Linked DNA regions of Homo sapiens: region 1 is linked to region 2. Evidence: chromatin loops called from intact Hi-C (ENCODE). Cell type or tissue: gastrocnemius medialis. All regions are shown on one strand. Links, peaks and the distances in the headings refer to the core of each region. The heading gives the core; the rest is flanking DNA. Region 1 overlaps LIFR (LIF receptor subunit alpha). Region 2 overlaps EGFLAM (EGF like, fibronectin type III and laminin G domains).

What was found. Hi-C counts contacts between places; a loop is a spot of excess contacts. Peaks named below come from ENCODE experiments on the same cell type or tissue, not always from the same donor. Only the 100,000 strongest peaks of a DNase experiment are listed, where the experiment ranks them.
Region 1: a loop joins it to region 2, with 2.9 times the contacts of the local background. A loop is called at or near these places in 7 of 110 quality-filtered maps.

The regions. Positions count from the first base shown.
Region 1 is chr5:38,490,041-38,494,040 of GRCh38, forward strand. It overlaps LIFR (LIF receptor subunit alpha), which reads right to left. Exons shown (of 20, transcript NM_001127671.2): 14 at 3,566-3,745; 15 at 150-251. Among named protein-coding and RNA genes, the nearest start is that of EGFLAM-AS5, 24 kb to the left of the region's middle. In gastrocnemius medialis, for the core only: no CTCF peak of the experiment used is centred there; no DNase peak of the experiment used is centred there.
Region 2 is chr5:38,438,263-38,447,742 of GRCh38, forward strand. EGFLAM (EGF like, fibronectin type III and laminin G domains) reads left to right here. Exons shown (of 22, transcript NM_152403.4): 17 at 13-193. All of the region lies in intron 1 of EGFLAM-AS5 (EGFLAM antisense RNA 5), which reads right to left. LOC124900965 (a long non-coding RNA gene) reads right to left here and starts at 7,984. Exons shown (of 2, transcript XR_007058738.1): 1 at 7,811-7,984; 2 at 6,818-7,335. RefSeq lists a silencer at 3,741-3,790. In gastrocnemius medialis, for the core only: CTCF peaks have their summits at 3,638 (motif pointing right) and 3,837; a DNase peak (open chromatin) is centred at 3,669; H3K27ac peaks cover 564 bases.

The DNA.
Region 1 (4,000 bases), core at 1-4,000, 50 kb after region 2:
TAGTAATCAAATACTTTTTAATTTATCAAATTATTTTACCTTCCTTCAATTATACATCTTATTTTTAGAATTCAATCATACCATTGTTGCCAATTTATAATTTCTCATGTTGCCTTGAGCTCTTATAAATAAGTACCCATTTAACTTACCCAATTCTTCTATATATCCAATCATGGAGCGTAATAATTGATATCCTTGATTTCTGCATCCATACAGGAAAAAATTATATCTTATACCTGGTCGAAACTCATCTATAGGATGAACATATCAGCAAACTTTCATAAATATATTACTATGAATATCTATTTTAGAAACATCAAGTTCATAACATACTCTAAAATTTCCAAAGCTAATTTTAAAGATGTTTTCTTATTAAAAAATACATATATATTTTAAAGACTAGTAAATATTCAAAAGAAAATTGACTAAACAAAAATTAAATTTACTTCTATTTTAACAAAAAGTTTAGTAATATAAGATGGGATTGCATTGAAGAGAACAACGATGATTTAAGGCTTACATTTTGTTCCTTTTTCCAGGAAGAAATCATCATTGCTTGATTTTTTTTTTTTTTTCTTTGACGGAGTCTTGCTTTGTCGCCCAGGCTGGAGTGCAGGGTCATGATCTTAGCTCACTGCAACTTCCGCCTCCCGGGTTCAAGTGATTCTCCTGCCTCAGCCTCCCAAGTAGCTGGGATTACAGGTGCCCGCCACCGCACCTGGCTAATTTTTGTATTTTTAGTAGAGAAAGGGTTTCACCATCTTGGCCAGGTTGGTCTCAAACTCCTGACCTCGTGACCCACCCACCTTGGCCTCCCAAAGTGCTGGCAACTGCTTGATTTTAATGAACAAAATGTAAGTCTACATCAACTTCCTGGGTCAGTTCACTAAGCCATTCATTCGAGGTCCACATCATGCCTCTATAAATCCCTTCCTTACCTAGTGTTATTTCTGAGTTGGAAAAAGCAAACAAACCCACTGCTCTCTCCTCTTGTTCCAAGAAGCAGAATTAAAAGTTGCACTCTGCCTTGAAGCTTCAGTGTTAAAGGAATTAGGTCTTAGAGTTTATTCCTCTTTATAACATCACCATTAAGTGTCCTTGGGTGAGTTAACTCCACAAGATATAGAAATACTTTGAATTAACTCCACAGGACATAGAGGTACTTCCAATTGAAGTACCTTAACTTAAATTCAAAAGGCTGCTTTTAAATGTCTCCTGAATACAATGCAATGTGTACAATGTGAGCAACACAGACATGCACAAAACGTCAAGCATGGAGACACTTGCAGAGTGGTGGGGAAGACAGACGAACAAGGGTAACCATAACAGTGTGTTATATTAGAGGTATGTATCAGATGCCATGGAATCTTAAGTGAGGGGCCAAATGAGTCTAAAAAGATCAGAAACAGCTACAATAAGGGCCATCTGAATAAGGCCTTGAAGGGCAATTAGATGCTCATCAGTGGTGGTCGAGAAAGAAGATAATGCCGGGGGACACGCAGGGGGGATTGGCAGCATATGGCATTGCATTTAATTTGCAGAATGCAATTATTCTGGTGTGGTTAAAGCATTAGTTCTCCAATCAAGTGCCTATAAAACACCAGTGGCCTACAGGCTCCAATTTGAGACAGTAGTCAACTTCTAACATCATACAACCCAAGAAAAACTGAATCAACTTGTCTAAAATATTAACTTTTCTTCTTGTAATCACTTTCCTTAAACGTTTGTTATGTGCTGGCACGTCCTAAGTATGCAGTAATGCAACTCAAGCTCAGCCAACTGTGTTTAGTTTTGTAACATTTTTCTTTGGAGAAAGGTATGCTTGAGGTTATCATTTTATACTGCATGTACATCTGTAAATCTGTACCTCTTTTTATGTTAAAATTATTTATTAACAATATTTTATAGGGCTCTGACACTTTAAAAAAAGAGGCTGAGAAGGTTAGAGCATTAGGAATGTGCTAAGGTCAAAAAAGAGAGTGGACAGCTTAATGAGTAGAGAACAGGATGAGAGAGGAATAAAAGGTGTGCCTACTATGTGCCACTTGCTGTTCCAGAAGCTCAGCAGTAAATAAAAGACAATATTCCCAGCCTCTTGAAGCTCTGAATAACTCTGAATTTGAACCTGGGTTCTATCACATACTAATTTTGTGACCTTGGAAAAGGCACCTAACTTCTCTGAGTTTTTGTTTTCTCAAGCTTTGTGTCTTTGTTCAATTGAGTTGGCACAGAAAGTTCTCTTCCCACAATCATCGCGGGGCAGCTTCCCCATATCCTGCAGGTCTCAGCTAAAACTTAAATGGGTAGATACTCCATTTATATCCACTCCAGCCTATCCCAGTCCATCCTGATTATTCTAAAAGCTCAGGTGAGAAAGGACAGACTGGAATCGTGTAAGGCTCATTCAGCAACATGGGAGGGGATGGAAGGGAAGGTGCAGGAAAAGAAGGGTAGCATGTGGCTGGGTCCTTGATAAGTACAGTGCACTGTAAGGAAGGATAAAGGGAACAACTCAGGAAGATCATTACCACTTCAGCCAATTATACATGTGGAGGAGTTTGGCTGTATTCCAAGTAGAACTGGAAAATAATCTGAACTCATACATGATAATCCAATGAATGGGACCCATCCTCATCATCTGAGAGAGAAACAGTAAGCAAGTAGAAAGTGTTCCCTGAGAGAGAGGTAAGGAGCAGGCTGCTTGCTCTTCTGCACTTCCCTAACACGCGAGGGAGGCAGGAGACAGGAATGATCACGAAGCATCACTACTGACAAGCTACAGGGTCCAGAAATCCCATGGGGACAGGCAGGATACACTCCCATTGTGCCAGGAAAACAACGATGATATTGCAGAGAGGGCTCTAATTCCTAAGGACAAGGCTGGATTAGCCTGTAGGTTATTAAACACTCCTCTGTGGAAAAACTTCTCAGGCTGCATCCCATAGAGGGACACTCACCGGCAGCTCACAAGCTCCTGAGCATCAGGCTCATGGAACGCAAGGCCTCCCACCCACACTGCGCTCAGTCCAGCCGATGCCCCCTTGCCCTGCATCAGGGTTAAGTGGTAAGGGGTTCACGGTCTTTGTGCTCAGTCTCTCCCTAACCTTGGTAACCTGGACCCTGGGCAAACAAGGCAAAGGCCCTTGTGTGAGACCAGGCTACAGTTCCGTAGTTTTTTTTTTTCATGAACATTTATTTAATTTTCCACATAATTTTTAATGTTACTTAACATTCCATTTTATAGGTGTACCATCATTTACTCATTCCCTTATTTGCTATTTGGGTTTTTAATTTTTCACAATTATCAATAATACTGTCATGAACATTCTTAGATTAAATCTGTGTTGTTCTCTGATTATTTCTAAGAATAAATTTCTAGACCAGTAATTACCAGATCAAAGGGTTTGGATCCTTCCATGTGCTGCCACAACTACCCTCCCAGGAAAGTCAAACCTATTTATACCCATCCAGCAGTAAAGAGAATCACTTCACTGCACCCAGTCTTACGTGTTGCCTTTTAAAAATATTTTGTAGAACTTAATTGAGAGACACTAATTCATCTTACCAGATTCTATTACAGTTTCAGTGCTGTTTGAGGGAACTTTTCTCCAGTCCATAAGGCATGGTTCCGACCGAGACGAGTTACACCACTTAATGACGTAGTCGCAAGTCATGTTGGGGTCGTAATGCCAGGTGAGGAGAATCCCCTTTCCCATCCCAACAACTTGTTCTATTTTGAGATCATCTTCAATAAGAAAGGAGGATATTTTACTGGCATTAAAAACAATAATATAAGGCAAATCTCATAAAAATGGACATGAGTTAGAAAAATCACTTCATTGTGAAGAAATTATAAAATAGTGCTCAAACTAGATAAACCTAGAGCAAAGATTAGAAGTGTTGCTCTGTTATTTTCATTTTAACAACTGTAGCACTTACCTGTATACATAGATTAACACAGCAGCTCAAAGAAAGTCGTTTTTAAAAAGCGCCTAGGATC
Region 2 (9,480 bases), core at 2,095-6,094:
TTCTCTCTCAAGATCATCCTGAATGACCGAACCATCCATGTGAAGCATGACTTCACCTCCGGAGTGAATGTGGAGAATGCGGCCCACCCCTGTGTGAGAGCCCCTTGTGCCCATGGGGGCAGCTGCCGGCCCAGGAAGGAGGGCTATGACTGTGACTGCCCCTTGGGCTTTGAGGGGCTTCACTGCCAGAAAGGTACGCTCAGGGGTCTGAGGCACAGCTCCCTGGAGGGAGTGGAAGGAACGGACAGCCAATTGGGGGACCACAACTCTTAATGGAAGAGTTGTAACAGTGGTACAACCATAGTGGTTATTTTGATCAATTATTTCAATAACTTATTAGATGATTATTTATAAACTACCATAATTCCTTAATAAGAGTTAAATGCTGAAATACTTCTGCTAACAGTGAGTAAATAGGTTCCCCACCCTCTGCCCTGGCTCCTTCCTTGAGAATCACCTCATAGTCTAGCAACCCAAGAGTTAACCCATAACAGAGTAGGGGTTTCCAGGACTTTTGCATCTGAGCCACTCCCAGAGCCTATCCTGATAGATGAATGCCTATGCTTTGTAGACTGATAAATATTTTAACCCCTGTCTGTGCATGCTGTATAAGAGAAACCTTGCCCAAATATGCAAAAACACAAATTATACATTAGTTGCTCCAAACTAAAGTATGCATAACCTTCTGTATAGTGCTATTTTTTAGGCTATCAAATTGCTGTGCCTCAGTTGTCTCAACTGTAAAATGGGAATAATAATAGCAGTATTATTGTGTGTCTAACACAGAGGGTTATAGTATTGACTAAATGAGACAATGGATCCAGAACATTTAGAAGAGGGCCTGGTAAGTACTCAAGCAACCAACAAATACTGGTCATTATTATTCGTGGGGAGAAAAATAAAATCCATTAGCAGGTGCTGTGGGCTACTCAGTTTCCATCTTACCCTAGACTGAAAGCCAAGGCAGGTCATAGACCATGAGACCCTGCTGGACTTGCTTTCTGTACCTGCTTATGGGAAGCTGAGGACACGGCCCTGGTATCTAGAATAGGCTTCCCACATATATCCATCATGTTGGGCCTTCATTTTTCAGTTTCAGTGTGGCCTTTCCTGCCCAGGAACTTAAAAAAAAAAAAAAACAAGCCTGGAAGAAATAAAGCAATGAGCCTCTGAAGGAATGTGCACTGTCTTTCTTATTTCCAGGTTGTTGATTTTTATCAGAATTAGGGCTTAGAGGAAAACTATAAATTACAGGTAGGTATGTTGGTATATGGAATGGTAGGAGAAGTCATTTTGTCATTTTGCAGCAGTCTTGGAAAATATGAAAGATGCCAATTTGCCAGTTGGAAGCCTTAGTAGTATTTCTTATGTTTAAATGAATTTGAAATCTACATGGCAAATCTTCCTTGTATTTTTAACAAGGGAGGGTAATTGATTCATTTGTGAATTATCCTGATTAGAATCCTAACAAGCAAATTGCTGTTTAGCTAATAGGTTGTACTTACAGAGATTTAGCTGAAGAGTGGCTCATTCATTCAGAAAATTGGGTTTGGATTTCACACATCAATGTTTGAATTTACTAAGTCTCCAATTTTACCACAGGAGCATCCAATTTGTGCTTGCCGTATATCTAACATTAATGGTCAATATGTAAATCCCGGACTTAGATGAACATTTAGCACTGGAAATTAAAGGGAGAAAGAAAGGATAATGTGTGATCTTGTTAGCCCTCATTTCCTGCTGCAGAACATTAGTCGTAACAGGGATAAAGTGCTCACATTTATAGCTTTGTAACTATAGGTTCAGGTTCAATGAGAAGCAAATCTTACCAGAATGTTGGGGCAGATCCCAGTGAGCACCTGGATCTGGCAAGATCTGTGGGAATGGATGACGGCAGAGGGAACTGCAGGACATTGGGGACTCTTTTCCTGCAAAGCAGTCTAGAACCAAGATTGGAACCCAGATGAGCCAGCAGCCACCCTCCATGTTGAATTAGTATCAGATTGTGTTTTGAAATCAAGATACTGCTTCTGGGAAGATGGCAACCTTTCCAAATCCTGGGAAGGTTCATATATCAGAGGTATGGCCCCTATCCCATAATTTCCTTTCCATCATAATGACTGGAGAGGATTAATGGGGCTCTGCAACAATTTTTCCAGCTCCAGCAGGTACCAATTGTGGGCAGTTGCCATGCCGACTGCTCTAATATTGGGGAAAACATTTAGTCCCATTGTAAAGATTGGAAAGAAAAGGAAAAGAGATGGGCGATTATGTTGTTCCATAGAGATGCAAGAGAATACATAGAAAGTTTGCGTAAATCCTTGGTTTGAAAGACCAAGAATGGTGAGAAGCCATCCTTGGTTGTCAGAAAGAATCCTGTCTCATCCAGCAAGGTGATTTTTAGCCTCATATATTTAAAAGTTGGGGTTTTTTTCTGCCTCATAATCAAACCATGTTTCAAAACAAGAGCCTGTTCCCAGTATTCCTACAGAAGTTAAACCAGTCCTTTTACATGAAGCAAAATGGTATAGAAATAACCAGCACCAGGGCTCATCCAATCCATACCAAAGGGCACCTTCTTTATGAGGAATTTTGTTTTCTGGATCGTCAGTGAGTCTGGGTCTTTTTCAGCCTCATCAGAGAGTGTGGCAAGTGAGTTCCACAAGGGCCGTAGTTGGACAATTTGACACTTGTTCCCACCTCTTGGTAACCCAGGAGAGCAGGGGCCAGAAACTCAGACAAATCCTGGAGCAGTTCCAGGCACTTGGACTACATGGTGGTTTCAGGGCCCCCGCTTTTCCCTGTGGGGTTGGGGGCAGGAGCAAGAGAGCCTGACCCAGACCAAGGGGTGCACTGAGCTCCCACTGAGCATCTGAGATGCTCTTGGGATGCCACAGGCTTCCTGTAGCAGTGGCCACTGCAGAAACTCAAACCTGTCTGTCCCACCTGCAAGACCCACCAGGACAGGAGAAGCCAGAGGTTCTTCTTACTCCCAGCTGTGACTTCAGGTGCCAAGAAAAAAACATAAGGTTTGACCTTGGGGGTCCCCTTGCCTTCCATTTGGTGGTTTCAGTTTCAGGCATCTTCTCCACCCCATGCACTACCCCAATACCTAGGCCCCCTTTTTTCTCAACAAGGCCTTCCCCATCAAAAATTACTTCCATACTTAGAGATTTCTTTCCTTTTTTCTTTACTTGCATCCAGTGGACCCATCCTGTGTCCCAGTTCCTCAGAGCTTGTGTATCTAAGTAAGTTACTAAAATGTTCTAGAAGAATTTCACAAAGCTCATGTAAAAAACTAAGTTCTGAGGAATATGAATCGCTGCTTTGTACACACACACACACACACACACACACACACGCATTCACGTACACGAAATGGGAGGAGGCTTCTATGGTGAAATACATTTGGATAATCCTGAGTAAACAGACAATTCTCTCTCTTCTGCAGAATTTCTCAGAGCCTTTGCTATGCTCTGAGCGTCTAAGAGGTGAGTACAGGACACAGATGTTTTCTCTGGGTTCTCCCAGTCTATAGTGGACAAGTCACCTGGGAAACTAAGCTTTGGCCCTTGCTTCCCTTCCCTGTGTTTCTAGAACAGCTTCAATTCAGACTGTGCAGGATTCCACAGGCCACTAGATGGCGGTGTTTCTCTGTAGCAGGTGGCCCCGCATAAGACAGAGCCAATAGCTGTTGAGACAAAGCTAGGCCTAGCGCCTGTACTCATCAGGGGCGCACAGTCCTCAAGTAACCAGTGCTGCCTGATTAATACTGACCTACCACACATGCAACATTTAGGGCATTTATGTTGTGTTTACTTGAGTCACATCATGTTCCAGGGTCTGATTTGGGTGATTTTGTTTGTTTGTTTTAGGTCCCAGTGTATATATATAAAAAAAGCTTCTGTAAATATAAGAAAACTCTGTATATAAAACCACAAATTAATAAAACACATAAATTATGCATGCTAAAGGGAATTTCTCTTTAATATAATTTAATATATTAAATGTTATGTCATTTATTATATTAAAAATTAATATACTAAATTTTTATATTTAATATCAATATATTATTTGATTTAAAATATTAAATTATATTAACATAATATGTTAATATTTAATACTAAATATGAAATTTTAATATATTAATTATTTTAATATTTTTAATTTAATATATTAAAATATGTTTAATATATTAAAAATAAGTCATTTCAAATTAATTGGAAAAGAGAGGTTATTTAATTATTGTTACACAAGTAATTCGGTTGTTATATAGGAAAAAAATTTCAATTGCGTTTATCTTACAGATGAATTAAAGAGTGAAACATGCAAACATACACATTAAACAAATACCCAGACTCTTTTCGCTGCAGTCCTTCAGCTAATGACCATGTTGGCTGTTCCCAGTCCCTCATTCTGGTCATTTTCTCTTTTAGTAATTGGAACTTGTAATAGCACAATTCTAAGATGGTTGCCAAGATTCCTGCACCTTTGTTAGGGAACCAGGAGCATAGGAGAGCCAGGGTGACAACATTAAAAAAAAAATCAACTCCATCTTAAAACTAGCAAGGTACATTCCTTGTCAGTCACATGGTCATATAAGATGTCTATGGCTAAAGAAGCAGCTTAGTAATGTCTGCAAAGACAAACCCTAGGACAACCAAACATTCAGACGCCCTGATATCGCATAACAATATATACTTTTAAGATGATTAGAGTCAGGCCAGGCGCAGTGGCTCATGCCTGTAATCCCAGCCCTTTGGGAGGCTGAGGCGGGCGGATGACCTCAAGTCAGGAGTTTGGGACTAGCCTGGGCAACATGGTGAAACCCCATCTCTACTAAAAATGCAAAAATTAGCCAGGTGTGGTGGTGCATGCCTGTAATCCCAGCTACTTGGGAGGCTGAGGCAGGAGAATCACTTAAACCCGGGAGGCAGAATTTGCAGTAAGCCGAGATCGTGCCACTGCACTCCAGCCTGGGTGACAGAGCGAGACTCTGTCTCAAAAAATAAAAAATATAAGATGATTAGAGTCATGCTTTGATGTATTTATGCACTAAAATGCGAAGGATAACTTCCTTTAGAAAACATTTAAACCAACTACATGAGCCAAATTCAAGGGGATTTCTTTTCTGTGGATGGTATATCATTAAACACCCCCAGAATGGGAGATCTGGGGGTGTTTAGTATAGATGTTGCTCTTTAGATAGTTGAAGGGCTGCTAGTTTAGGGAAAGGTTTTGTTTGTTTTTCCTTTGTGGCTACCGTCAGCATACTATAATAAAGATCTCTGTACCTAGTAGAATGGTCCAGCACGGGAGCGTGCCACCTTGTGGAAGAGTGAGCTGCTCATTGTGGGAAGTGTTTGCTCCGGCAGGATGGGCATCCATCAAGGATGCTGCTGAGAGGAGCCCTGGTTGTTGGGGAAGTTAGCCTTCCATGCCCACAGGGCCCTTTGCTTTGCTAAGGTCCCGTGAACGTGGGAAAGAAACCGTGGTCCCTTCAACTCTTTTTTTTTTTTTTTTTTGAGATGGAGTCTAACTCTGTCACCCCAGGCTGGAGTGCAGTGGCGTGATCTTGGCTCACTGCAGCCTCCGCCTCCCAGGTTCAAACTATTCTTCTGCCTCAGCCTCATGAGTAGCTGAGATTACAGGCATGCCCTACCATGCCTGGCTAATTTTTGTATTTTTAGTAGAGACAGGGTTTCCCCATGTTGGCCAGGCTGGTCTTGAACTCCTGACCTCAGGTGATCCACCCGCCTGGACCTCCCAAAGGGCTGGGATTACAGGTGTGAACCACCACACCTGACCAACTCTTTATAGTCTATTGGGAATTCCAAGCTCCTCAAATGGAAAATTTGCTTTGCCTGGACTGCAGGGCTTCTGGCTTGGAGGCTGCTGTCCACTGGGGTGTTTTTCTGTGTGTGTCACCATATGGCACAAGCTTTTAGATATAAATGTAAGAAAATGAAAAAAACACATTTCAACTAATCAGTGAGGCCATTGCCACAGAAAAAAGGCAATGTAGAAAAAATTAGGTATACTGGAAATGGTAGAGAGAAGTGGGGAATAGGAAGAGATTTGTTAAAGGATACAAAATTACAGGGAGATAGGAGAAATAAATTCTGGTGTTCCACAGCACTATAGGATGACTATAGTTAACAATAATATATAGTTTCAAATAACTGGCAGGAGGACATTTGACTGTTCCCAGCACAAAGAAATGATACATTTTGAGATGGGATGGATATGCTAATTACCCTGATCTGATTACTATATATGTATCAAAACATCACTATGTACCCCATAAATATGTAAAATTATTATGTGTCAATTAAATTTTTTTCAATAAAATAAAAGCAAAAAAATTAGGTATAGGGTTAGGTTAAAATATAATCATGTTGGCCAGGCGCAGTGGCTCACACCTGTAATCCAGGCGCTTTGGGAGGCCCAGGCAGGTGGATCACCTGAGGTCAGGAGGTCGAGACCAGCCTGGCCAACATGGCGAAACCCCAACTCTACTAAAAATACAAAAATTAGCCAGGCATGATGGCACATGCCTATAGTCCCAGCTACTCAGGAGGCTGAGGCAGGAGAATCGCTAGAACCCTGGAGGCAGAGGTTGCAGTGAGCCGAGATCGCGCCACTGCACTCCAGCCTGGGCAACAGAGCAAGACTCTGTCTCAAAAAATAATAATAATAGTAATGTTTACAACATTTAAACCAACTACAAAGAGCCAGAAAGGGCTCAGTGGTCACTTCAAGCTCTGATGATTTTGGATGTGATTATTTGTCCCTATATATACTCACTTAAATGAAGCATAGTTTGACTATTTTTTATTCAGTGGTGTTATTTCTCGAGGGTGCCTCTGCCTTTGTTAATCAGAAAATAACCAGGGGTCTGGAATCTTGCAATGGGGGGTGGCGTGGGAATGAGGGCGATATTTTCCACTAGGGAGAGAGAAGAGGCAGCTAGCTGGCTTATCATTCCTTTTTCACATGCAGCCTACAGCCAAGAAAAGTAATAATCATTGACAAGGTAAGTAACTCTTGAGCAAGGAGCTGTTTCTCTAGATTTAAAAGAAATGCAGATTGTCAGTTGAAGGTGAGGGAGCCTCAGAAGTGTCAGACAGCTGATTCTAAACATCTTCTTGGTCCACCGCCACGCCCACCTTCAATAAGCCGAGAAGAGGTGAGGAGGCGGGTGGCTGGGTGCCAATCATGCTGAGGAGAGATTTCCAGTGGTTCCCCGCGGGGCTCATATTCACATTCCCTAAGAGGACGTTCTGGACTCTCGGGCAGAGCTTTGTGAGAGAAACAAGGCTGGCTTCAAGTGATCTGCAACCAGAGTAATTGGGATTTGACAAGGACTGTGAAAGGCTGACTCTCCCTGTTCTCTTTCATGCTGGCACCGGGCAGAGTGTGGGAACTACTGCCTCAATAGTAAGTACAGTAAGTCCTGTGAGAAACTGCGAGAGCGCTCTGGGCTGGGGCAGGCCAACCGCATGCAGGGGGACCCGGGGTGAGTGGTGTGGGAGCTGGGACATGCCTACGCGTGGTGGGAAGCCTCCCCGCCGGCCAGCCAGAGGACACTTCTCTCCTGAGCTGGGGGCTGAGCCGGCAGCTGCTGGGGGCGCCCACAGACCCCCTCGGAAGCTCATGTGCAGAGCCGATGTGTGGCAGGCACGTCCCAACCCTTGCAAGGAGTTCAGGGGAAAGATGGCTGTTGGCCACAGGCCCACCGCCACGGGCCAACAACAGCAGGGACAGGCCCTGGCGGTACCTCTCCCCCGTGGGGGTGAGCCAAACCCACCAGGGACTCCTTGGTTCCGTTTAGCTCCGGGAAGGCCTCCCCCACCGCTCAGCTTGGATCTTCTCTCCTCCTTCTCCCTTCCCAGCCATGGTGTCCTGAAACGAGGGGCCGGCTGCCCCGGCTGAGAGCTTCCTTCCACCTCCTCCATTTTTGCAGTTCCCTGCCGCTGTATCCTCCTTCTCCCTGGCCTTTCTGTCTATTCCTCTGGGTCTATTCCCTCCCCTCCTTTTCCGGCGCCGCCTTCTTTCCTTTTCTGTTTCCCGTCCTTCCTTGCCCGGTGGCTGCCTTCTCTCCCGGTTGTCTTCCTCGGCACTTTCTTTCCTCCTCTTCTTGCTGCAGCGTCCCTTCTTTCTCATTCATGCCACCCGTTTTCCTACTCGGCTCCTTTCCCGTCCTCTTGCCATTTTGCCCCCCAACTCTTTTTTCCTCCCTGTTTCCCTTCCTCGTCTCCTCTTCCTCCTACCTCCCTTAGTCAGAAGGGAGTGGCTGGGGGTGCAGCCCCAAACTAAGTGACAAGAGCCTTCATCTCCGGCCCTGCTAGGTCCTTGCAGCCTCAGGCCCTCTTCCAGGGCTGTGCTGCTTCAGAGAACCACAGAGCAATTTCTTGGGTAGTTACCTCCAAAATTGTCTTTTAAATTTTCTGTTTCGTCCTTTGCTTTTCTTGTTTTCTTTCCTCTCTTCCTTTCTTTTTTAGTTTTTATGAAAGGCTCTGGGAAGCTGCCAACATAGGGACTTGTACTTGGGGGCCCATTGTCATAGGCTTTGCTGTTTCCGCTCTTTTTTTATGTTTGAAGGTTAATCTGTACGAATTTTCATAGTATCAAATAATTCTACATTTCCTCTCTGGGGTGGAGAGTCCTTCGTTCAGTGTCTTCTTTGCACCAACCATGTATTTTCGTGAAGCTATAACGTGTTTTATAAACCTTCTTATTCTCCCTCATTTTGTACATTTCTTTGAATTTGAGATTTATTCTACCTTAATTTCTTTAAACCACCATTTCTGTATCTTTCCAAAGAGGAAAGAGATATTGCTGTTATTTCTCCAGCAGAAATCCCCTAGCCTCATCCCCCGTTCATGACATCACACACAGCTACTTAAACTCTTCTTTTGCTAACTATGTGTAAAAGGGTAATTCCTCAGGAAAACAAAGTGATGAGAGTTTGGGAGGAAGAAAATGCATTTCTAAAATATTGGAAAGTTGAGAGGGGGCCAGAAGCCAGAATTAAGAAGAGCTGGTCAGTTTCAAGGCCTAGTGCTCTCTTAACTACGTGATCTCAGGCAAATCCTCCATGCTTTCTACTCCTCACTTTCTTCTTCCATAAAATGAGAATAACCAACCCTTCCCTTCCCCCATACTACCTGCTACTTCATGAGATTGTAGTGAAGATCTTGTGAAATAGACCAGGCACAGTGGCTCATGCCTGTAATTCCCAGCACTTTAGGAGGCCGAGGCGGGTGGATCACCTAAGGTCAGGAGTTCGAGACCAGCCTGGCCAATGTGGTGAAACCCCATCTCTACTAAAAATACAAAAATTAGCCAGGCTTGGTGGCAGGTGCCTGTAATCCCAGCTACTTGAGAGGCTGATGCAGGAGGATTGCTTGAACTCAGGAGGTGGAAGTTGCAGTGAGCCAAGATCGCGCCATTTCACTCCAGCATGGGCAACCAGAG